Regions from separate parts of the Homo sapiens genome. Here region 2 is linked to region 1. A link is an interaction called in ENCODE POLR2A ChIA-PET data of the cell type or tissue named here. Cell type or tissue: PC-9. All regions are shown on one strand. Each heading gives the region's core, and the rest is flanking DNA. Links, peaks and the distances in the headings are about the cores only.

Region 1 (4,388 bases), core at 235-4,234:
TGAATTCACCTTTGACCTTTAAGCTGCACCTCCCTGCCCCATGTTGCCCCACCTTTCCGGATCAAACCAGTGATTACCCCACTTATATTGATTGATGTCTCATGTCTCCCTAAAACATAAAACCAAGCTGTAATCCAACTGCCTTGGGCCTGTTCTCAGGACCTCCTGAGGCTGCGTCACTGGTCATGATTCTTAACCGTGGCAAAATTAACTCCTAAATTGATTGAGACCCGTCTCAAGGTACTTTCTGGTTTACATTCTGTATTCTCATATTAGTGTTAAGAATCTGAGTGCGCCAGGGAGATCCTCAGGAATATATTTGAACCTTTTCTCTCCTCCAGCAGCCAGCCAGTTACTATGTCCTACTGAATTTACCTCCCGAAACTCCATCCCACCATCACAACCCCAGTTCAGGCCTTTATCATCTCTTACCTACAGTGTTACAGCTGCCTCGTTTTGAACCTGTCTTCCACACGGTCAGCTGCGAGATCTAGTTAAAAACATGAGACCAGCTAGGTGCGGTGGCTCATGCCTGTAATCCCAGCACTTTGGGAGGCTGAGGCAGGCAGATCACCTGAGGTCAGGAGTTCGAGACCAGCCTGGCCAACATGGTGAAACCTCGTCTCTACTAAAAATACAAAAATTAGCCAGGCGTGGTGGCGGGCGCCTATAATCCCAGCTACTTGGGAGGCTAAGGCAGGAGAATTGCTTGAACCCGGGAAGGCGGAGGTTGCAGTGAGCTGAGATCACGCCACTGCACTCCAGCCTGGGCGACAGAGTGAGACTCTATCTCAAAAAAAAACACACACACAAAACATGAGACCAACCAACTTTCCTGCATGGAGTCTTTCAGTAACCTTCCATTTTCAAATATTTTCCCTGATAGGGCACATACAGAAAAGGCTATTTGTGTGGAACACAGGAGGCATGAAAGAGGCTGCTCGCTCCCAGAGGCAGCTGGTGTGGCAATATCAGCCATCCCAGGTCCTTCCTAGCCCAACAGAAGTCAGACACACCTGTCACCCTTTCTGTTGAGAAGTTCTTTGTGGGGCCAAAATTCAAAGCCTTTCTTCTGTGACCACAGCCTGCTTAGTCGGCCTCATCTCCTGCCATTCTTTAAGTGCACATCTGTTCCAGCTGTGCCGAATCACTGTGGTGGTGTGTTTTGCTACCCCGTGCCTGTGCTTGTGTTGTTTTCTCTGCCTGCTCTCTCCTTTCCCCACCCGGTCATCTGTGGCTTACCTTTTGAGAAGCAATACAGAAAGTCTTACCTGAAACATGCCTGCCAACCACCCCACACCTAAGCCAAATAGGTCAAGTATGCCTCCCAGGGGTTCCCATGCTGCCCTGCGTATAGCTCTATCATCACATTGAGCACATTTCACTGTAATTATGTGATTATTGATCTGCCTGTCCTACCAGTCTGTGGCAGGCTCCTCAGCCAGGTCCCTAGGGGTGGGGACCTGGTCTTCATCCTCTTTGCTGCTCCTGGGCTTCATCCTGGGTCTGGTTTGTGGTAGGTGCTCAGTAAATGTTAAATAGATGAATGAATGCTTCTGACAAAGAGGAAATCTAATCTAGACCCCTGTGAAGCTGCCGGTTGTCCGATTCTGTTGCTCTGCAGGTGACTTAGTTTTATGGAAATAGTTCTTCCCTTCTGAGTCCATGTTTCTTTTTTTCTTACCTAGGGCAGCTTGTGCAGCTGGAAGAGAAAGGGCAGGGTTCAGTGCCCTGGTCAGTATATGGTGTCTACATCCAGGCTGCTGGGGGCCCCTTGGCATTCCTGGTTATTATGGCCCTTTTCATGCTGAATGTAGGCAGCACCGCCTTCAGCACCTGGTGGTTGAGTTACTGGATCAAGCAAGGAAGCGGGGTAAGGTTACTCATAAATGGGAAAGTTCTGTGTCTAAGAATGTGGCCGTTTCTCCCTATTCCCTGGCTATTCTTAGGGAAACTGTTCTAGTTTTCACTTAAAAGAAGCTGTAAAGAGAGATTTTTCCAGGATGAAAAGATGAGTCCCTAATGTAGCCTCACCAGAAGGAAAAAAACGCTGACCAACCCACAGGGCAGTAGGGCGTGCAGTAGGACACCTGCAGGCTATCTGTTCTCATCCGTTGTGTATTAGTCCATTTTTGCACTGCTACAGAGAAATACCCAAGACGGGGTACTTGACAAAGGAAAGAGGGTTAATTGACTCACAGTTCCACATAACTGGGGAGGCCCCAGGAAACTTACAATCATGGTGGAAGGCAAAGGAGAAGGAGGCACCTTCTTCACAAGGTGGCAGAAGAGAGACAAGACAGCGTGTGCGGGAGGACATGTCAAACACTTTTAAACTGTCAGATCTCATGAGAACTCACTGTCACGACAAGAATAGCATGGGGGAATCCACCCCACAATCCGGTCACCTCCCACCGGGTCCCTTCCTCAACACCTGGGAATTACAATTCAAGATGAGCTTTGGGTGGGGACACAAAGCCAAACCATATGACATTAGAATAGAGAGAAAGAGGGCTAGGTGTGGTGGATCATGCCTGTAATCCCAGCACTTTGAGAGGCCAAGGCAGGTGGATCACTTGGGGCTAGGAGTTCAAGACCAGCATGGCCAACATGGCAAAACCCTGTCTGTACTAAAAATACAAAAATTAGCTGGGCATGGTGGTGCACACCTGTAATCCCACGTACTTGGGAGGCTGAGGCATGAGAATTTCTTGAACTCAGGAGGCAGAGGGTGCAGTGAGCCATGATTGCGCCACTGCACTCCAGCCTGGGTGACAGAGTGAGACACTGTCTCAAAAAAAAAAAAAAAAAAAAGAGGTGGACAAAGCCATGACCAGGTCCCAGGGTGGGTCATTATCCTGTACCCTGCCCTGCCCTTGAGCTGAGAATGGCGCTGAGCAGGGGCTCTTGGCAGTCGTTAGGAGTCTGGCCTCATAGAACTTTGGCTTCAAACAGAACACCACTGTGACTCGAGGGAACGAGACCTCGGTGAGTGACAGCATGAAGGACAATCCTCATATGCAGTACTATGCCAGCATCTACGCCCTCTCCATGGCAGTCATGCTGATCCTGAAAGCCATTCGAGGAGTTGTCTTTGTCAAGGTATGCATTGGTGGGTGGTCTCTGCCCTCCTCCCTGGTGACCTGTGGTCAGGCTTTGGTGTGGCGTCTCTCAGTTCATGCTGAGTAGGGGAGCTCCCTTAACCAGGATGGCCCTGGCTGAGATGACTCATATTCCGTTAGCCTCCACCTTTTCTCACTTGCCACCTGTCCCTCCTGACCCCTCACACCTCCCCGCTTTGGGAGTGGATGTGCTGCGGAGCGGTTCTCTGGACCAGTAGGAACAGAGCCGTCCCTGGGCCCTGACCACTCTGTGCTCTGCTCCTCAGGGCACGCTGCGAGCTTCCTCCCGGCTGCATGACGAGCTTTTCCGAAGGATCCTTCGAAGCCCTATGAAGTTTTTTGACACGACCCCCACAGGGAGGATTCTCAACAGGTTTTCCAAAGACATGGATGAAGGTATTTCTCACTGAGCCTTTTTTTAATACTCTGGAGCTCACTGTGCTTCCAGCCTTCTAGATGATTCTCCAAATGTGCAGATCTGTCTGTCTGTAGATCCTGAGAGCACAGTGACTGCTGGTGTTTTCACCAGGAACATTGCAACTGCATTTTCTGTCTTGTTTGACCTGAAAATAAATTCAATGAATTGAGTTAGCAGAAAGGCTTTGAACAGAGGCATCTGAGATTCTGAAACACACACAGATTTTAAAGCAATGCATTGGTTTCTGGATGCCTACAACCTGGCAGGTTTTCTGGCTGTTGTATGGGCTGTGCCTGCACCAGAACTGAAATACTGTACCCCCACAGTTCAGAGTAACAGTAAAGCCCCTGACATTGACAGGGGGCTTCCTGTGTAGCAAGCAGCATGCTCAGTGTTTTATGCATGTTACCTTAATCCCCGCAGCAGGCCTGTCAGGCGGGTGTTGTTTCACTCCTTGAATAATGAGAAAGCTGCTATCTGGAAAGGTCAAGGAACTGGCCCAAGATCTACAGCTATTGAGTGACAAAGCTGCAAATTGAACCCAGATCTTTTTGACCCCAAAGCTAATGTTTTTAATTGCTGCACTGTAGCTGCCTTCATGGAAGGGGTTTGTTTCAGGCATTGATAGGCCATTGTAAACCCATGGCCAGAGGTAACAAGAAATCAGAACTATCCCTGATACTCGAACTGATACATAACATGTTCCCATTTCTGCTAAACACACACGCATGTGCTCACACATGAATGGAAAAAAGAAAAAAAGTAAATAATAGCAACATGTCTGGGATTTGCATGAAAATACTTTAACCAGAAGAAAAAAGGCGGTGGGGTGGGGAGACAGCCAAAAA
Region 2 (4,388 bases), core at 281-4,280, 54 kb before region 1:
CATTCTTTTGGAATATGACTTGGAAAAATTGCTCTATTAGTCACATCTTCAAATATTTATAATTTCTCACGTATGCTTAGAAATAATTAGGGTTGAAATAAAGCATTCGCACATCTACCCACTTTCTTCGGGACTGTAATGTTAATGCTTGTGGCCACACACAATTTGAGGCTTAGCAGGCATCCTTTAATCCTGAAGTGTTAATAAAGTGGTGGTTTCTGTTGCTGTTAGTTCTTTGAGCCTGAGTACTAACTTTGGCTGGCATTAGGCTGGCGTTACTTCAGCTAACATGAAGTTTTATACCTAGGCTGCTCCTAAACACTGTTCCTTTGCCTGAGGCATGATTATTCAGGCATGGTTCCTTTTTTTAATCCTATTTATATATGCACATGTAGATCATATGACTCCACGAGCCCTGATTTTTTTTTAAGATGCAGTCAGTGTTTATTCATTTTTTTAAATTTAGCAAATATTTGAACACTCTTCAAGATGCATGCACAGCACTGAACCGAGTGGTCTGGTGCAGATAAAGATAAATTGGTGCTGGGCCTGCTTGTCCACCAATAGAAGCTTAAACTCACAACACGTACTCTACATAGATGACTGTAATTTAGATGCTGTGGGAATTAGTAAAAGGAGAAAGTGCTTCTCTCTCAGGGAACTCTTTAGGAGGAGGTATCATTTGGCTGGAAACTTGAGGAATGGATAGAATTTGGAGAAATGAAGAACTTGCCAGGCAAAAGAAAGAGTTGTGGGATAGGGATACCTAGTCCTTGTTGGTATTGAGCATCAAATGTGTGAAGTCTTAGCTATAGTGCAATACCTCAGTGAATTTCACATTATGTGTGGGGTTTTTTTGTTTTTTGTTTTTTGTTTTTGAGGTAGAGTCTCACTCTGTAGCCCAGGCTAGAGGGCAGTGGTGCGATCTTGGCTCACTGCAACCTCCGCCTCCCAAGTTCAAGCGATTCTCCTCTCTCAGTCTCCCAAGTAGCTGGGATTACAGGCACATGCAACCACACCCAGCTAATTGTTTGTATTTTTAGTAGAGATGGGGTTTCACCATGTTAGCCAGGCTGGTCTTGAACTCCTGACCTCAGGTGATCCCTCCGCCTCAGCCTCTCAAAGTGCTGGGATTACAGGTGTGAGCCACTGCGCCTGGGCATGTGTGTTCTTGAATAATAAGCCAAGGAGTTTGGATTTTAATTGCTTTAAATTAATATTTAAGCAAAAGCAAGACAAAGCTTGTCAGATGCTTTTATGAGCTTTATTTTATTGTGGTGGTGGTTTGTTTTCTTAGTGCTCTCAGGCAAAGGTAAGGGTGCCTTGTTTTTCATTAGCATGTCTAATCTGGGAAAGAAGGAAGAATGGAAAAATAAGCAGAAGTGGGCCGGGCGTGGTGGCTCACGCCTGTAATCTCAGCACTTTGGGAGGCCGAGGCGGGCAGATCACAAGGTCAGGAGATTGAGACCATCCTGGCTAACATGGTGAAACCCTGCCTCTACTAAAAATACAAAAAATTAGCTGGGCATGGTGGCATGCACCTGTAGTCCCAGCTACTCGGGAGACTGAGGCAGGAGAATCGCTTGAACCCGGGAGCCAGAGTTTGCAGTGAGCCGAGATCGCACCACTGCACTCCAGCCTGGGGAACAGCAAGACTCTGTCTCAAAAAAAAAAAAAAAAAAAAAAAAGCAGAAGTAAACTAAAGTTCATGTACCATTATTACTGGCACATGAACTTTAGTTATTTTTTCCCCTTCTCTCAAAAGTGTGTCATTGGTGGGATTTTCTTCCTACCAAATTAGAATATCCTGTGTCTAGGAAAGGTAACAAAGCAAGTATTCATAAAATCCAGGGCTCTTACTTAGTATTTCCTTAGTTCTGTGGTAGGCTGACCCTTTAATCTTGGTTGGAGTTTTCATAATTAATGCTTTGAAATATTTTGGTGAGCTCAAGTTGTATCTTAGGGATCAAAGATGTGGGTCTAATCTCTTACCAGAAATGATTCGAAGATGTATTGTTAGGAAAGAAATATGGGCTCATTATAGAAAATGTACAAAGTGTGTAAAGTTGTAGAAAAAAAGTAACCACCCTTAATTCCTCTACCCAGAGACAGCCATTGTTTTCATAAAATAGTTTTGTCTAGTACATTGTACTTTTAGAGTTTGCTCCTGAAAGCTTTTCTTTACAGACTAAGGACGTGTGAATTTGTCTATGCCCTTGTGTTTTCCAAGTCAAGAGTATTACCTGTGAGTCGGCTTGCTGTTAGGAAGGAGAGCAGGAGGAAGGAGATTAGCATTTTGCAGCTCTGCATTATTTTTCTCTTGATTGATACTCGGTGACTCAGCAGATTTTCTGGACAGGGTTAAGATAAGTAAGAATACCTGCCTTTTTTTTTTTTTTTTTTTCTTCTCTCCCTGTAGGCATCCATAAAGCTTTATGAGGCACAGTAGTCTCTTAGGCGCTGCTGGGTGTGACACCGTATCTGGTCTGGTGCCAGGTGTTGGTCTCCAATAGCAGCCCAGAGATCTCCGGCTGAGGTAACAACAGTGTGCGATTGGTGTGGAGCCCAGGTGGCTCTCATGCTTGGTAACTGCATTGACAGCTCGCTGGGGCTCTTGAGGTTGGGCTGCTGCCGGGATCATCAGCTCTCTTATGCCGTTTGCTGCAAGACTGCCGCGGCTTTCCTAGGAAGTGCTGCTTAAGGGAAATAAATATAGCCTGTTGGCATGAGTTAAAGGAACTTTCTGTCAAAGGGGAAGAAAAGTGTTGGAATTAGCTTCCTGTTTTTTTTTTTTTTAAGTACCTAAATCTTTATTTGGTTAAGATAACTTGGAAGTTACAAATGGTTAATGAAAACTTTTTCAATGAAATATTGTTTCCACAGTTAGGTGGGTTTCCGTTAATGCTTTCTTTTTTTTAGTTATTATTATACTTTAAGTTCTAGGGTACATGTACACAACGTGCAGGTTTGTTACATATGTATACGTGTGCCATGGTGGTGGGCTGCACCCATTAACTCGTCATTTACATTAGGTATATCTCCTAATGCTATCCCTCCCCCCTCCCTGTTCATGCTTTTTTTAATGTCTTACCGTTTTTCCCTCTCTTTTAGTCAAAAATAAAAAGGTCAACGCAAAGAAACAGGGACTCCAGAAGGCTTTGCAATGGTTAAACCTGTCATTATTAAACTCACAGACTAATGTGAAGTTAATTTGGTGCACTGAAGTCCACTAATGAGCAGAATTAAATTTATCCTTTTCCTCCCTGCCCCCCTTTTAAGGAGTTAGCCTATTTAGATAATTAGATGTTATATATGTTTTAACTATTTAAGATTATTTTATGAATTAGCTGTTCAAAGAATCAATTGTTACTAGATATCAGATGAGAACTTCCACTTACCAAAGCCTGCTCATGGAGGTAGAAAGCAAGACTGACATGTGTACTTTAAAAGATGGATGGAACCTCAAAGGCCGTCTTGCCCAGTCCCCATTTAGCCTCACCTCTCTGTAGGTGAGGCCCAGGAGAGACACTTACTAGGCAGACTATGCTGGGGCTGGGTGAGCTTCCCAAGGATGTTCTTTCTGGAATTCGGTGGCTCAGAATACAGCACTTGGCTCCTCTTTGAAGCATGATGGCTCTGTTGCCTGTCTCTGGCCCAGTGTGCTGGGCTGCTGAAAAGAGCATGGAACCACCCAGGAGACGCCACGACACTGACAGCTGTACCTGACCTGAGGGTTCAGGATATGTTTTCAAAAGCAAATCTCGCTAAAAAGGATTTGTATGTTATTATGAAATCTATATTTATGTGGTGGAAATAGACACACTCAGGCTTTTAGAGATAAACTACACAGAATGGGTTACAATAAATGCTTATAATTGTTTGGCTTTTTTAAGAATCCTGTTAACTTGACAACCTTCTGTTTACTTTTCTTTGGTATTATGCAGGTATGATATTGAGCAGTCACTTAGTTTTCTTAAATGTTGTGTCTCACAGTAGAAAAATAGCCAAACCACTCAGCCCCTGACCTTTGTGTTTGCTTCTCACGGTGATCAGCAGTTCTGGTCTGCTCTGCAGTATGGTGGTCACATGATGGAACCCAGAAAGCCTTGTACTAAGCATTTAACACACATTGTGTTAGGCACTGGAGGAAGTTTCATTTACAAATTATATTTTGGCCTTTTTTTTTTTTTTTTTTTTTGAGACGGAGTCTCTGTCACCCAGGCTGGAGTGCAGTGGCATGGTCTTGGCTCACTGCAACCTCTGCCTTCTAGGTTCAAGCAATTCTCCTGCCCTCAGTCTCCCAAGTACCTGGGATTACAGGTGTGCACCACCATGCCTGGCTAATTTTTGCATTTTTAGTAGAGACAGGATTTCACCATGTTGGCCAG

Evidence for each region. ChIA-PET counts read pairs that join two places held together with the same protein. Peaks named below come from ENCODE experiments on the same cell type or tissue, not always from the same donor. Only the 100,000 strongest peaks of a DNase experiment are listed, where the experiment ranks them.
Region 2: POLR2A ChIA-PET joins it to region 1 with 11 read pairs; 6 of 35 experiments call an interaction of 5 or more read pairs at or near these places.

The regions. Positions count from the first base shown.
Region 1 is chr3:183,950,571-183,954,958 of GRCh38, reverse strand. It overlaps ABCC5 (ATP binding cassette subfamily C member 5), which reads left to right. Exons shown (of 30, transcript NM_005688.4): 18 at 1,689-1,873; 19 at 2,956-3,102; 20 at 3,389-3,518. Among named protein-coding and RNA genes, the nearest start is that of ABCC5-AS1, 54 kb to the left of the region's middle. In PC-9, for the core only: no CTCF peak of the experiment used is centred there; no DNase peak of the experiment used is centred there.
Region 2 is chr3:184,004,317-184,008,704 of GRCh38, reverse strand. All of the region lies in intron 2 of ABCC5 (ATP binding cassette subfamily C member 5), which reads left to right. It overlaps ABCC5-AS1 (ABCC5 antisense RNA 1), which reads right to left and starts at 2,367. Exons shown (of 3, transcript NR_046570.1): 1 at 2,244-2,367. It overlaps LOC124909468 (a long non-coding RNA gene), which reads left to right. Exons shown (of 2, transcript XR_007096191.1): 2 at 1-230. RefSeq lists a silencer at 1,639-1,688. In PC-9, for the core only: no CTCF peak of the experiment used is centred there; DNase peaks (open chromatin) are centred at 1,754, 2,504 and 4,024; H3K4me3 peaks cover 1,063 bases; H3K27ac peaks cover 4,000 bases.